Regions from separate parts of the Homo sapiens genome. Here region 2 is linked to region 1. A link is an interaction called in ENCODE POLR2A ChIA-PET data of the cell type or tissue named here. Cell type or tissue: CD4-positive, alpha-beta T cell. All regions are shown on one strand.

Region 1 (8,000 bases):
AGACAAGCTTGTGGTTGGTTCATTAATGACTACAGAGTTAGCAGGAACTCTAATAGACAGGAAAATTGAAGAGAGAAAACCGAAGAGCAGGGGAAGATGGTGAGCTCAGTGATGTGTTTGTCGGCTGAGCCAGCGATGAGATACACAGGTGGAAATACCCAACAGGTACTTAGAAGTACAAAATTAGAACTCCAACACAAGAATAGAGAAGAGAGGGACTTGGAAGTCATTACGATAGAGACAGTAAACAAAGGCCATGAAATGTATTAGGTCTCTGAGGTGTTAGTATAAATAGAAAAAACTAGAAAATCAAAGACTAAGTCTTGCGCAATATATAAATTTAAAATATGAAAATTTCCAGGAGTACTCAGTATGAATACATGAACTTCAACTGGATTGGTGTCCTTACTAGGGCCTCATTGTGACTCTTGTGGTGCCTGGAAATGCTGAGGGTATTTTTGTCTTTGTGGGCTCCTTTCTTCATTAAAAATAAAATTAAAAAGTATATGAATTTGTTCTTATGTACTTGTGATTATTATATTTTTTCGTTCTGATTTTATTTATTTGTTTTTTGAGATAGGGTCTCACTCTGTCACCCAGGCTGGAGGGCAGTGGAGCTATCTTGACTAACTGTGACCTCCGCTTCCCAGGCTCAAGTGATCCTCCCACCTCAGCCTCCCAAGTAGTTGGGACTACAGGCATGCACCACTACGCAATTTTTTTTTTTTTTTTTTTTTTTTGTAGAGACGCAGTTTTGCCACGTTGCACAAACTGGTCTTGAACTCCTGGACTCAAGCAATCCTCCCACCTTGGCCTCCCAAAGTGCTGGGATTACAGGTGTGTGCCACTGCACCCGGCCCTGATTTTAAAATAAATTAAAATCAAACATTTTCATGAGGCCCTAAAAGTATCTTGGTCCCTACTACATGTAACAAAGAAGACAGTCCTGATCATTACAAGATCGCGTGATAGTGGGAACAATCCAATGTGTAATGTCTTAAAAATTATGTATAGTTGACTTCAGAAAGAGAGTGTGTGTATGTGTGTGCATGTAAGGGGAAGTCTGCTTCTCTTTTTATGCTATAAGCTAATATTTTAATTGTCCTTGATTCTCATAGGTCAAACCTTTATTCGGCTTCAGGGCAAGATCAAACCAACAGTTATCATACTTCACTGTCTTTAAGAAATCAATTTTGGGTGGGGCGTGCTGGCTCATGCCTATAATCCCAGCACTTTGGGAGGCTGAGGCGGGTGGATCACAACGTCAGGAGTTCAAGACCAGCCTGACCAACATGGTGAAACCTCGTCTCTACTAAAAATACAAAAATTAGCCAGGCGTGGTGACACATGCCTGTAATCCCAGCTACTCAGGAGGCTGAGGCAGGAGAATTGCTTGAACTCGGGAGGCGGAGGTTGCAGTGAGCCAAGATTGTACCATTGCACTCCAGCCTGGGTGAAAGAGCGAGACTCCATCTCAAAAAAGAAAAAAAAGAAAAGAAATCAACTTTATTTTTTATTTTTTAAGAGACAGCATGTTGCTCTGTTGCCCAGGCTAGAGTGCAGAGGTGCCATCATAGTTCACCGCAGCCTTGAACTCTTGGGCTCAAGTGATCCTCCTACCTCGGCCTCTTGAGTAGCTGGGACTACACGCATGTGCCACCACACCCATAAAATGCATATTAAAATGTTGGGTTCTGCCACTCAGAGAATATGATTCCCTTGTTAACATGCATCTTACATGCCTCAAGAGGAGTTATTTTTAGGATAATAGTATGTAGTTTTGATGTGTGGTGGGGCTTAATTCCTGTTTCCTGAATAAAATGAAATTTAGACTTTAAAAATATACCTCCCTCCCAAAATTGGAAACTTGGGACAGGTTAATTTAATTACAAAGAATTTCAGGCTGGATGTGTTGGCTCATGCCTATAACCCCAAAACTTTGGAAGGCTGAGGTAGGTGGATCGCTTGAGCCCAGGAGTTCAAGACCAGCCTGGGCAACATGACAAACTCCTGTCTCTACAAAACATACATAAAATCAGCTAGGTGTGTTGGTGCACACCTGTAGTCCCAGCTACTCGGGGAGGCTGAGGCAGGAGGATCACCTGAGCCTGGGAGGTCGAAGCTGCAGGGAGCCATGATTGCACCACTGTACTCCAGCCTGGGCAACAGAGTGGGATCCTGTCTCAAAAAATATACAAAATAAAATAAAATGAATTTCAAGGCTCAAAAAGAGAAAAAGATGAACTATAAGTGAGAAGATGTTGAAGGGTTTGCTTCATCATAGCAGAGATTCCAGGCAGAGCAGCAAGGGCTCAAATATCAAGAAAATGATACAAAGGGACAGAGTTGAGGAACTACTTCAACGACACAGTTCAAATCAGTTCACAAACATTTATTGAGCATCTACGATGTGCCAAGTACTGACACTTCCAGTGTGGAGTAGGGAGTTGGGGATGTGGGGAGGCAGAGAGCAAACACATAAAATAAAAACATAGGGAAAGAAGTTCAGTAGGTACAGGATATTTCTTTAAGAGTCAAAGTGAGAAAAAGATGCCAAGGAGTGATATCCAAAGTGGCAGATGACTCAGAAAGGATCAGAGCGCTAAGAACTTCTTGGAGATGGTCACAGGGAAGTCATTGGCAGCTCTGATGACAGCTACTTCCATGGAGTGGTGGACGAGGAGGACTGCTAAACAGCAGAGATTGTTCCTAAGGATCCTGAAGCCTGGCCATGAGCAGCAGCAGCAGAACTGGCTGGTTTTAGAAGTGCCTGATTTAGCAAAGTCTGGAACTAACGTAACATAAAAGCCAATGTGAATCCAGGGCTTGCCATGGACCATGCACTGTTCCAGGCATTTTGCACATCATTTAATCCCCCCATCAACCTCTGCAGTAAGTACTAACTTTAGACCCATTTTTCACAGATAGGGAAATTGAGACACAGAAGGTTTAAGTCACTTGCCTAGGATCACACAACTGATAAAAGTGGTAGAGCTGGAATAAGACCCCAGGCTCTCTGACTCTAAGCCCTGTGCTTTATCTGCTGGCTGATACTGATACTGAATGGTCTCTGGACATATTTGTAAATCACATACTGACTTGGCAGTCGGTTTTGTTGTTGCCGTTGTTATATCAATTTACAGAGGCACAGAGAAGTGGTGTGTTGACACAGCAGTACAGCAGCAGAAGCAAAGCTGGCCCCCGCCACATAGCCTGAGTGACTTTCCCACAGCTTAAACCTTGGAGTAACTGCAGAGAAGTGGGATTTGAAGCTCTAAGCATTGTGTGAAACAGAGCCAGGAAATGCAAAAGAAGTCCACTGAGGTCCCCAGAAAGGGGAAGTGGGGACACCATTCAAAAGAACAAAAATCTGGCCAGTCCCTGGCCCAAATCGTTCTTAACAGCCCTGGAGCCCCCTAAAGAGAAAAGTTTTTGTTAAGAAGAGGTGACTTTGTTTTCTCTCCCTGAACATTTAGAAAATGCCCAGGTTTCAAAGCCTTTCCTCATTAGGCCCAGGTAGTTTTAGATTCACAGTGCTGGCTTTTGCTCATGGGTGCAAAGTGCATTCCAAACAAAACACATACTGCCTGACATTATTAAAATTAAATATGTGTGTGTGTGTGTGTGTGTGTGTGTGTGTGTGTGCATATATATATATGAGAGAGAGAGAGAGAGAGAGAGAGACACCATCTTGGTTTTTACTTGAGTACCTAAGACGAAAAACACAATCCAGGAATAGAGGACTGTCATTTGCTTTTTTTAAAAAATCAAAAGTTAATGACATTACTTTATCAGTACGGAGTGTGTGCAATTGACCTGTAGGCCCTTCTCTGTCTGGTAATGAAAATACATGCCTTGGAAATGTGTGTGCACGGACAAAGAGAAAACGGGGGGTGGGGATAATTGTCATAATGATCGGGTAATAAAGGTAGGCCCTGATTTTTGTGACTACAGTAATTGCTGCTTCTACTGTCAACACAGCTTAAGTAAAATAGTGGTGAAACATCCATCAGAGAAGCCGAAAGGGAGACAGTATTGTCTGTTGAAGAAAAACAGTGGTGTCTGCAATGGCTACATTACAGATGCCACCGCTGAGGCATCCATGAAAAGAGGTCCACATGCTTGCCTCTCCAAAGCAACTTGTGCGGAGCTTTAACAAGTCTATGTTGATTACATTTAAAAAATCTAATACTATTTAAGTACATTTGACCTTGAACAACATGGAAGTCAGGGTGCCAACCCCTGCGAATTCAAAAATCTGAGTTTAACTTTGACTCTCCAAAAACTTAACTACTAATAGCCTACCTGTTGACTAGAAGTCTTACAAATAACATAAACAGTCCATGAATGCAGATTTTGTATGTGTCTTATTATATAATGTATTCTTACAGAAAAAGGAAGCTAGAGAAAAGAAAATGTTATTAAGAAAATTGTAAAGAAGAGGGGCTGGGCACAGTGGCTCAGACCTGTAGTCCCAGCATTTTGGGAGGCTCAGGCGGGCAGATCACTTGAGGTCAGGAGTTCGAGACCAGCCTGGCCAACATGGTGAAACCCAGTCTCTACTAAAAATACAAAAATTAGCCGGGCATGTTGGCGGGCGCCTATAATCCCAGCTACTCGGGAGGCTGAGGCAGGAGAATTGCTTGAACCCAGGAGGTGGAGGTTGCAGTGAGCTGAGATTGTGCCATCCTGGGCAACAGAGCCAGACTGTCTCAAAAAAAAAAAAAAGAAGAGAAAATATATTTGCTATTGATTAAGTGGAAGTGGGTCATCATAAAGGTCTTCATTCTCTTTGTCTTTAAGTGAAGTAGGCTGAGGAGGAGGAGGAAGAGCAGGGGTTGGTCTCTTTGTCTTAGGGGTGGCAGAAGCAAGAGAAAATCAATGCATGTACCTGTGCCATTCAAACCTGTGTTGTTCAAAGGTCAACTGTACTTTTCTTTAAACCTGTGGTAAATTACAGACTTTATAAAGGGTCCTTTTGTAATTGTGAATAATCACCTCTTAATTGATTTCTTTCTAAGGAATATATCATTCCATGTAGAATGTTCTTAAAGCTAGTTATACCTGTTCTCAGTAACAGATACAAATGGTCATTGCAGTAAGAGATGATTATAATGAAGAGTTAACATGAAAAAATAAAATATTCCTTTCTATTAGTTTGGAAATGACATTGGGCAGGGAAGGACCAATATAAAATCTCAAAGCTGTGCATTGTTCTGTACATGTCACCTCCAAATGGCTCCGTAGTCTGAAACTCAGAATGCCTGTCTTTCTCCTTGAGCTCAGTCTGTCACTGTGTAGCTCAAGAATTCTCTGAGTTAATGTGTGGTTGAGAATGGAATTTACCATAGTCATTTTCCCTCCCGACATATCTATTACAAAAAAAAAAAAAAAACTATCTACAGTGATTTACAAACTTTGTTTTCTTTCAGGACAACACAGCAAGCTACCATCTCATGTGCTCCAAGAAGAATTGACTCTTCCCCCTACTTCCCCCGTTTCAAGGAGGTGGGGAGGGGGGCAGAGGCACAGAATCCTGGCCTTGGTGATAGGATGTGGTGTGATGCTGTTCTTCTGTATGTACTGTCCCATGGGGTGCCTGAGGATACGGTGCTGGCTGTGGTCCAGGTAAATTGGAGACAATCCTAGAAGTAAAAACATCCATCATGCTTAGTAGGATCTTAGGTTGTAACGGCTGCCTTGAGCCTTCAGACATTTTTTTTATAAAGCTCCCGGTCATAAAGCACTCTTTCCGCCTCTGCTGCCATATGTTTTTCCAGCTGGACTTTCACCAGTCTTCCACTCTCCAGAAAGTTCTTACTCATTCAGCCCAAGGGTATCTCATCAGTTTTTCTGAGGACTGCTGGAAGTTTCAGCAGGCGTCCTGGCCACACGGAAAATCTAGCTAGCTAAGCTTGTGGATGAAGGTCTCCAGTTATGAGTCTGTGCCCTGAGATGCTGTTGCCTGCCTTATTCAAATTAAATTTAGAGAAATTTAAATAAACATATATAAATGCATGAAACTGTATAAGAAAAAAGTCCTTATTAGTATGCATTTTCTGGGACTCAGACATCCTCACCAAATCCAACAGCAAGGAAACTGAATAACTTTTTGTCTTTTAAGAATAGTTTTTGTCCGAAGATTGGAATCTACCCACTTTTTTAGCCTGATCAGCCAGTGACCTCTGAACCTTGCTTTTCATTGTTCATCTTCTATTCACCTGGGGCACTGAGGATGTTTTTGCTTTTCCAGATGCTGTTTTTACAATTGGTTGACACAATGGCTAGAGTCATGACTCTTGGGTATGCTTCGTAGTTATTTGCCTATGGGACAAGGTTCACTCTTCCAAACTTTTTTTTTTTTTTTTTTTTTTTTTTTAGAGACTGGGTCTCGCTTTGTTCCCCAGGCTGGAGTGCAGTGGCGTGATCATGGTTCATGGATCACTGTAGCATCAACCTCCTGGGCTCAAGCAATCCACCTGCCTCAGCCTGCTTAGTAGCTGGGACTACAGGTATGCACTACCACCACACCTGGCTAATTTTTAATTTTTTGGTAGAGACCCCAGCCTCCCAAAGTCCTGGGATTGCAGGTGTAAGCCACTCTACCTGGCCTTGATTTTTGTATTTTTTTTGTAGAGATGGGGGTCTTGCTATGTTGCCCAGGCCAGTCTCAAACTCCTGGCCTCCAGTGATCCTCCCGCCTCAGCCTCCCAGAGTGCTGGGATTATATTACTACTGCACCCAGCCACTCTTCCAAATTCTAACCAAGCAGTTTGTTCTTTGTGATCCAGGCTTAGTTGCTGCCCTGTTGGCCATTTTTCCTTTGGGTGAATTTAGGATTCAGTTCCTCATCCTCAAAAGCCCTAACTGAAAAGGAACTGATGACACATTCTCCATGGTAAACCCTTCTTGGGAAACTCTCACGAGGACTTGGGCACTGTGTATCCAGCTCCTATTTTAGTGATAGATTTATATTTGATTTACAATAGAAATTGAGCCCACATCCAGATTTTAATAGTGCCACCCATTCCTTACTGGTGAGACCATTCTCTTCCTACGGTCCACCCCACCAGCTGACTGCCTCTCCTCCCCACTACAGTTTCCCAGCTGTCTCCTGCCACCCTGCTTCCATTTGCTGTTGTGTATGCTCCAATTTTTTACCTTCACACGACGAAAACTTCAGGGGCAAAAATTATACCTATGATAATGTAAAGAGATCTTAGAACAACTGAGACTGGCAGTAAAAAATTCAAAATTTTGACATTCCTAGTTTGGGGAGACGAGTTAGATTCAGGGATAGCTATGAAATTGTGCTGTCTGAATTTGTAAAGTATTTTTCAAAGCAGATTAACAGGACACAGTATTATGAGGAAATCACACTGATTTTCACTTTCTTTCTCGCTTGTTGGTTTCCCTAAATGCTTAAATAAGAATATAATTACAATATTTCTAAACGATTGTGCAACTGCTCTGAAGCTTGACTATTTACCTCCCACCACTCAGAAGAATACAAGCGGTATATATCTGTTAGGTTACCCATTAAACGACTGTGACAGATCGTATTTCTGGTTAATTGTTAGTTCCTTATGACCTTAGACTTTGCCTGTGTATTTAATAACACCATCTGCTGTCTAGGGTAGCAATACCACCTTTTTACATGAGGATTACTGTTCTTACTTCGTAAACAAAAGTGCTCAATCTGAGGTGTTGAAACTGTACCACAGAATTATTTAAATTATACTACCTATGGAAAGCTTAAAGAAGAAAAAATTAACTTTCTTCTCTATGGTGGCTTTATTAGCTTCAAGTAAAATATCAGAATTTATACACCATAAGAAAAGTATTTTTAAAAGATTTACAAGTTTTATTATTGGTCTGCAAAATGAAATGTTTTAAAAGAACGTTGTCTCTGTTATACTTGTTTTGTTTATCTTCTTCTAGCCGAGTTTCTCATTGTATATGATCTCTGAGCAATTTCTCAATAAAACAGACAATTTTAA
Region 2 (8,000 bases), 340 kb before region 1:
ACAGACATGAACCACCATGCCTGGTGGCTTGAATATATACTTTTAATGATGTAAGTGAAATAGTCATATTTCTAGTTAAGAATTTAATTTATTGACTTGGTTACTTGTTTGTTTGTTTATTTATTTATTCGTTTGAGACAGAATCTTGCTCTGTCACCGAAGCTGGAGTGCAGTGGTGCGATCTTGGCTCGTTGCAACCTCCATTTCCAGGTTCAAACGATTCTCCTGCCTCAGCCTCCGGAGTAGCTGGGACTACAGGCACGTGCCACCCCGCCTGACTAATTTTTGTATTGTTAGTAGAGACAGGTCACCATGTTGGCCAGGCTGGTCTGGAACTCTTGACCTCAAGTGATTCGCCTGCCTGGACCTCCCAAAGCGCTAGGATTACAGGCGTGAGACACCGCGGCTGGCCAGTTATATTTAGAATCACATGCATAAATATACTTATTTAGGAATCTTGCTTTTTTGTTACTCATTATTCAGACTATTTATCAACAGTCTTTGTCATCACTTGTGCCCCCCATCTTTTTTTTTTTGAGATGGACTCTCGCTCTGTCACCCAGGCTGGAGTGCAGTGGCACAACCTCGGTTCACTACAACCTCTGCCTCCCAGGTTCGAGTGATTCTCCTGCCTCAGCCTCCCAAGTAGCTGGGATTATGGGCGTGTGCCGCCACACCCGGCTTATTTTTGTATTTTTAGTGGAGACGGGGTTTCACCATGTTGGCCAGGCTGGGTCTTGAGCTCCTGATCTCAGGCAATCTGCCTGCCACGGTCTCCCAAAGTGTTGGGATTACAGGCATGAGCCACCATGCTCAGCCTTGTGTCCCTTTTTGAATGATCTGACTCAATCTTCCAGAATACTTCATCTTGCTTCTGTCCAACTGCCTTTGAGATTTCGGACTTTTTGAGTCTGTATGCTATGCTCACTGGAAATGTTATCTCAAGCCTTCATAGCCATGTGCTATTTGCCATCTCCACAAAGCTGACTTCTTGTATTGCTTTTAAAAGGGATCTTCATGGGGCTATGTAAGGAAATATTCATGCATTTTAGAGGTGCATACTAAAGTAGGAAGGAGTGAAATGGCATGAGGCCTGCGATGCTCTTTAAAAGATTTCAGCAAAGAGAAAAAAAGTAAAACACAATAAATGAAGCAAACATCAAAAAATCGAGTAATTGTTAATCGAGTGACAGTTATATGGAGAGTCACTGTGCTATATGCTCCTTTTGTCATAATAAAATTTTAAAATATAAAATAAACATTGTCATAATAAAAGTTTAAAATGGGCTGGGCCTCGTGGCTCACGCCTGTAATCCCAGCACTTTAGGAGGCTGAGGCAGGTGGATCACTTGAGGTCAGCAGTTCTAGACCATCCTGGCCAACATGGTGAAACCCTGTCTCTACTGAAAATACAAACATTAGACAGGCATGGTGGTGGGCACCTGTAATCCCAGCTACTCGGGAGGCTGAGGCACGAGAATTGCTTGAACTTTGGAGATGATGGAGGTTGCAGTGTGCTGAGATTGTGCCACTGTAGTCCAGCCTAGATGACAGAGCAAGACCCTGTCCCAAAAAAGAAAAAAAAAGTTTAAAATGAGCTTTAAAAGACTGGCTTACAGGCTGGGTGTAGTGGCTCACACCTATAATCCCAGCACTTTGCGAGGCTGAGGTGGGCAGATTGCTTGAGTACAGGAGTTTGAGACCAGCCTGGGCAACATGGTGAGACCTTGTCTCTTAAAAAAAAAAAAAAAAGAAAAGAAAAGGACTTGCTTACAATATCTCTCATGCTTGTAATTGGAGGTCATACCTTCAAGAATAACTACAAAAGCTTTTATTTTTCTTTGTATTAAAAAACCAAATCAACAAAAACTATTCTTCCAGACAACCTCTATAAACGTTCCAAACTAAAATTCATGAGATTCCCTTCAGAGTATTTTGTTGTTCCAAATAAAGAAATTCTGTAATATAAAGAGCTTTTTAAGACACAGATATAAGGTGATGCCTTATACTTGCCTATCCATCCTATTTTTCTCTATGCTTTGCTGGTCTGAGTAGACAGGGTTGGTAATGACCCCAAATGGAACACTTCTCTAAGTGATGGGAAGATCTCATGCAGTGTCCTTCATCAGAAGTACCCATTACCTAGTGCCCTTGTTGGCACTGGAGCTGGAAGGCTCAGGATAGCAGGGAACAGGCAGCCCACAGTCCTGGAAGCAGGCCTGGTGGCACAGGCCTGGGTATGGAGTGTCAGTGGTGGCAGAAGAGGGGAGTCACTGTTTTCTTCATTAGTTAATGCCTCTCCCCTGGAGGGAGGGCAAGAGCTATGGTCTACACAGCCAAAGTGAGAGGGTGGTTGAGCAATTCTCCAGCAAACTCAGGCAAAATCAGGCAAGCATATTTAGGCCTAGAAGTCCTGGTTACCACAGCCTAAAGTGATAGGGACAGAAAGTGAAAGGAACAGAAAACCAGTCTGTATTTGTTTTATGTGAATTTTGGAGCAATGGCTTTTCCAAAGGAGGAAAGAAGAAGTTATTCTTTTTAAAACACAGTTGAAGAAGAGGATGCTTTTCCTATGGACATAGTAGGCCATTTACCAACGAGTTATTAAGATAAAAAATACCTACTGGGCCTGTGTAGGAAGCCTGGAATTCTCTTACTTTATTGTATTTTCCTCTAAGGATATATTGCGTTATTCCACAACAGGCTGGTCATAATCTTTGAGAGATTTACTTCTGAGACTTTTTGGTGTGGCTTCATTCACACTTCACATTTCCTAAGAGAGACAATTTTGGCTACTTTGAAAGAACCCTCCCTCAAACATAAACATCACAGCATCCTGACTTTAGAGTGTCTGTCTCAACATTTCAATGTTAGAAGGTTTATTGGAATGCAGACAAATAAAATAAGATAAATAAAATCTCAGTGTGCTTAAACTGAGAGCAGGTTCTTTTTTGGAAGATGTGCGTGTGTGTGTGTGTGTGTGTGTTGATGAGCTAAGTGTTGATTATAACCCAAAAAGACGGAAAGTGTGAGATTAGATAAGTGTCTGCTAGATCCATTATTGCTGTGTGCATTCTGTGAAATGGGCTTAGAGTTCACTGGTTGTAGCTGCAGGATAAAGTTCACTTGTTGTTTATTCTCAGTCTGATTAGGCCACCATTGAAAACAGAATGTGAACTACTGTCCAGAAGCCCTCTGTGAACTTCAGGTCTGCCTTAGGAGGGACGCTTCCAGCGAGGGAGCGCGTGATGAAGTCTGCAGGCATTGCTGGGGCAACGCTAAGTGGCCGCTGGCCAGGGTAGAAGTTAAACCAGGAGATGGCTGTCAAATGCAGTTGTTAGGTGTGGCACATCTTTCTCAAGCTGCTGAGCTGAGCAGGAAAGAGAGACGTTTGTTTATGGATTTATCTCATCTATAAGACACTCTTATTAGATGAACTCTATATCAGTTCTATGTAGAACTCTGTACCAGTTCTATAAGGCACTCTTTAATCTGAATCTTTTTATTTGCTCAAGAGAAAAATAAGTCTGACTTGCATCCCATTGAAGATTTAGATTGCACTGTTTACATCTTTCACCTGCGCCGCGGTAGCGTCCTCTACCGATGCTATCCTACGTTGATTTTTCCAGCAACCTGGGAAGCAACCTCATAGGTGGTTTGGGATGTCTTTTGGCTGTGCTTAAAAATTTCCAACAGATTTGCTACACATCTTAGGATAAATATGTTTCCTGTGAATTGTGATGATTTCTTACAGTACATTTGCAAGCATGTGTATGCATCTGCAGGAAACATAGCCTGGCTCTGTGAAGGAATACTGCTGTGACCGCAAAACTGTTTCTGTAGAATTTTCTCCGGTGTGGTCATCCTGCCTTCAGGTCAGTGAATAGATGGTGTTTGGACAGCGTCTGGCACAGATACTTTAACCTTAAAGCTTAATGTATAACTGGTATTTTTTCCCCCTTCTGTGTCAGCAATTGGCAACGGGACACTGTAAATAAGGATTCTGGTTTGTAAATGGACGTCTGTTCCTCCAGGGGAGGGGAAGGCTGGAGTAAGCAGTTTTGAAATTCATGCTGCAAGTGATAAGATAATTTGAGTAACCTGTAAGACCTGTGGATTCACAGGTTTCAAAAACAGGAAAGTCTCTTGTTTGAAAACCCTCTAAAGCAACATGTGGGCTTAGAAAAGAAGCCGGCTTGTGGTTTGGTGATTGTACTTCCTTATTGATATAATGGCCGCTGACGCAAGGCCTCCTGGGATTGCAGCGCGGTGACCGCAGGCCTGACGGTTACCCTGACCGGGTTCTGAAACAGCCCGGGGCTTTCAGCACAGATGAGAAGTCTAAAAATTTCCCTTTTCATTTCCTCTCTTGTGTGACTTTGTCATTTTTAAAAAAACTGGTCACAGAAAAGGGAATTTTGCCCATGCTTTTAAGGAGTTTATCTCGACTGAGTAGCTTCCCCGCCACTCCTCTAAAATCCCTCCTCAAAAACCCCAAGTTAAAAAAAAAAAAGATCTATTCTTGTAGATTTTTTTTGTGTGGGTCTATGTTTCATTCATCTGCTTTCAGGCTGGATTTATAACAAGCAGAACTTTTAAAACGGTATGATTTTAAAATAAAATTAAAAAAAAAACACGCTGAGATCTTTCCATAGCTTTGGCTTCTGGGAGTTGAAAGCGCAGGTACGTGCTACATCTTCTGGAAACCTAACCCTCGCACGCCAAGCGGGAGGCTCTTTTGGTCAAATACTCCCAGGACTTATGCTTGAGTTCTGAAATAAGTGAAAGCAGATGCCATTCCTGTGCGACATAGCTAACTGACCGCAGCCCAGAAAGTTCTGTTGGCTAGCTGTGTGGGGGCTGTCTTAAGCCCTGAAAACATTCTGCATCAGAACTCAGCTTCAGAAAGGGGTTCCTGCTCTCCTGTCTGCCCTGGAGATAGTCACGCATGACAGCTTGTGGGCTGACTGAGCATTTAGGCAGCTGCTTTTCCTCTCTCCCTCCAGGAGGAAAATAGAGCAAAAAGGTAGAACTTACTTCCACACCCAAGTTTCTCCTGAAAGCACTGTGCCTGTTTTGTTTGCTACACATCTTGGGTATGTATGTTTGCATCTATGCATGCAGGCATGCATGAGTTATTTATGTGTGTTATTTGGTCCAGCCTTGAAGCTCCTTTTATTTTTCAGTGAATTGAAAGAAGGTAACCTTTGGATGTATATATTTTAGTGCTCCAGCAGATTACCAGTGAAACATGCCGACTCTCACCAAACCACCCCATGTTGCCAAATCTTCTCTCTTGGCCCTGATGATGTGCAACTTAAAACCAAGGTCCAGGTTGACTGCACAGCAGAGTTTACTGTTCGCTCTCTCGCTCTCTCTCCTCTCTCTTTTTTTCTGTAAGCCCAATAAATCTGCCCTATCACGTCATTGAGGCCACAAGGAAATGTAATCCTGCCAAGTGTGGGAGTTAACAAAAACTGCCAAAGTCTTAAGGTTGCAGAGAGAGCAAGAACCACTTTCTGGGTTACGCATGTCTACTGTGTATGTGCAGGGGTGCCATGTGTATGTACCGCGTGTGTGTGTGGGTACTGTGTGTGTGCATGGATGCTATGTGGATTCACCATGCACTACCATGTGTGCATGAGCACCATGTGTGTACACTGAGAGTGTATGTGGCTAGCAGGTGTGTGTACTCTGTGTACCTGAGCACTGTGCGTACCTGTGCACTGAGCCTATATATGGGCATGTGTTTATAGCATGTATGCATGTGTGCTATGTGTATATACCATGCACTTGCACACATATACTGTGTGTGCAGCACACCAGATGCCACAGATATGGTGGCGGGAGGGTCAATGACAGGGAACTGGGGGGAGGCAGGTGTGAGGCAGGCCTGCTTGGGAACAGGTAAATCACTTAAGGATGCAGTGCTTTTCATCTGCTTTGCTGCTCTTTTCCTCTTAAGCAGCATGCGCTGAGATTGCAGAAACCTGAAAGATAGGGAAAGTGTGTATCCCATCTCCCCTTCCTGCCTGACTCTCAAGTAAGTTTTCTTTAAGTATCTTTTTTCTTCAGCTTCAGGAAAAAGAGGACCTTAGAACTGAAGGAGCAAGATTCCAACATCACACTGTTTTTGTTAGCTGTGTGTGTGTGTTTCCTGTGTATCCAAAAGACAGAGGAGATGAAAAAGCAAAAGAAAAGAAACGAGGAATCAGATTGGAAAGAGTATGAGTTTGTACTTATGAAATAAAACTTTTATCTCTCTACACAGGACCGGGAGTCTGTCCCAATTTCCTGTCTCTAACCTCACTGGAAGTGCTGACCCACTTCTGGCTATTTTTATGTGTTTCTTTGAAAATGCTTACTGTGATTGGAGTTGACTTGCCGACTCTGTTCTGCAGCCTCCCCACCACCTGAGTCCCAAAGGGCGGCCCTTCCCACCTCACGCCCAGTAATTATGGGTGAGCGCAGAGCCAAAGGATGGCAGGGCTTTGTTGGTGGTGCGACCAGCGGGTGACCCCTTTCCTCGCAATCAGAGACTCAGGGACAAGCAGCTTGCACCTGCACGTGGAGCTTTGCACACGGCCTTTTGCCTGATTTTCCTCTTCGAGGCATGCCCCCTCCATGAAAGATGGGCATCTTCCCATGTTCCGGAATTCTTGGGGGTGCGCTGATTCCAGGCTCTCGCCCCAGCTTTGGGCCCAGGGCAGTGAGCATGTGTAGTTACTTATCTAGGATTGCAACCTGAGTCAACAGTGAAACCAGGAAGTGAACTCGGGGTCCGGCATTGTATGGAAAGTTGGGTGTATTTACTTTTCTCTTAAAGCAAACTTTGATTGACTCTTTAATAAGTTACCATGGAGGATATAGTTCTGGTGAGATTTGACTTGGCATCCAAATCTAAGGCACATATTGATAATGGAGGAGAGGAACAGGGAGTCTTTTATGTTTTTCCAGTTTTATCATTAACCCCAAGTTCAGAAATCTGTTTGCTTTTAAAAGTGTCAGTTTCCTCGTTTAGGAAGGTGACAGTTCTCTACTGATGATGAGGTTTTTTTTGTTTTTTTTTTGAGATGGAGTCTCGTTCTGTCACCCAGGCTGGAGTGTAATGGCACGATCTTGGCTCACTGCAACCTCTGCCTCCCGGGTTCAAGCGATTCTCCTGCCTCAGCCTCCCGAGTAGCTGGGATTACAGGCATCCACCACCATGCCTGGCTAATTTTTTGTATTTTTAGTAGAGATGGGGTTTTGCCATGTTGGCCAGGCTGGCCTTGAACTCCTGACCTCAGGTGATCCGCCTGCTTCGGCCTCCCAAAGTGTCGGGATTACAGATGTGAGCCACCGCGTCCAGCCTGTTGAGGTATTTTGATGTCCTTTGTGGAAAGGCCTTATCACCTGGCTGGCACACAGCACTGTGGGAACCTCTGGTGGGGCTGTGTGAGGAATTAGGGTGACCTTGACTTCAGCCAGGCCATGTGGGTCTTGACTCTGTCACTTACGGTGTCACCTGGGGAATCCCTTCCCTTCTTTGGCCTCAGTGTCCTCCTCTGGGAAGTGAGGGTAAAAAGTCTCTCCCTTGTAAGGTTGTTAGAGGGCTCGGCAAGGAGATGGATGTGGAGGGGCCTGGGGTGTGGAACATAGCATACACTTGGTGGGGCAAGCTATCAGGGTTATTTATTACTTAAATCATTTTAATTGTGGGTCATAAAATTTCTGTTTTTCCAGAGGTTTCTCCAGGACGTCACCTGTATGAGGTACACAGTGTGATGACACACTCTGTGCTTTTCCTACTTGTGTCCACGTGAGTGTCTGGAGCTGCCCTTCAAGGAGAGCAATAGATGAATGATTCTGCCTTCCCGCTGAGAGGGATGTGGGTCCTGCGGATGGTCGGGGTGAAGCTTCCTCTCCTTTCTGCTGACAGCACTTCCTCATTAAATGCAGAGATCTGCAAAAAGGGAAAATAAAAACACAAGAAGAAAAATGAGGCATCAAAGACCCTC

The links. Peaks named below come from ENCODE experiments on the same cell type or tissue, not always from the same donor. Only the 100,000 strongest peaks of a DNase experiment are listed, where the experiment ranks them.
Region 2: POLR2A ChIA-PET joins it to region 1 with 13 read pairs; 26 of 35 experiments call an interaction of 5 or more read pairs at or near these places.

What each region holds. Positions count from the first base shown.
Region 1 is chr1:234,619,534-234,627,533 of GRCh38, reverse strand. No RefSeq gene overlaps it. Among named protein-coding and RNA genes, the nearest start is that of LINC00184, 5.8 kb to the left of the region's middle. In CD4-positive, alpha-beta T cell, no CTCF peak of the experiment used is centred here; no DNase peak of the experiment used is centred here.
Region 2 is chr1:234,959,642-234,967,641 of GRCh38, reverse strand. LINC02971 (long intergenic non-protein coding RNA 2971) reads right to left here. Exons shown (of 2, transcript NR_186179.1): 2 at 7,653-7,945. It overlaps LNCATV (lncRNA negative regulator of antiviral signaling), which reads left to right and starts at 3,643. Exons shown (of 4, transcript NR_125945.1): 1 at 3,643-3,875; 2 at 7,726-7,801. RefSeq lists enhancers at 3,995-4,044, 4,065-4,364, 3,678-4,877. In CD4-positive, alpha-beta T cell, no CTCF peak of the experiment used is centred here; DNase peaks (open chromatin) are centred at 4,271, 4,851, 5,461, 7,864 and 2 weaker places; H3K4me3 peaks cover 1,273 bases; H3K27ac peaks cover 3,138 bases.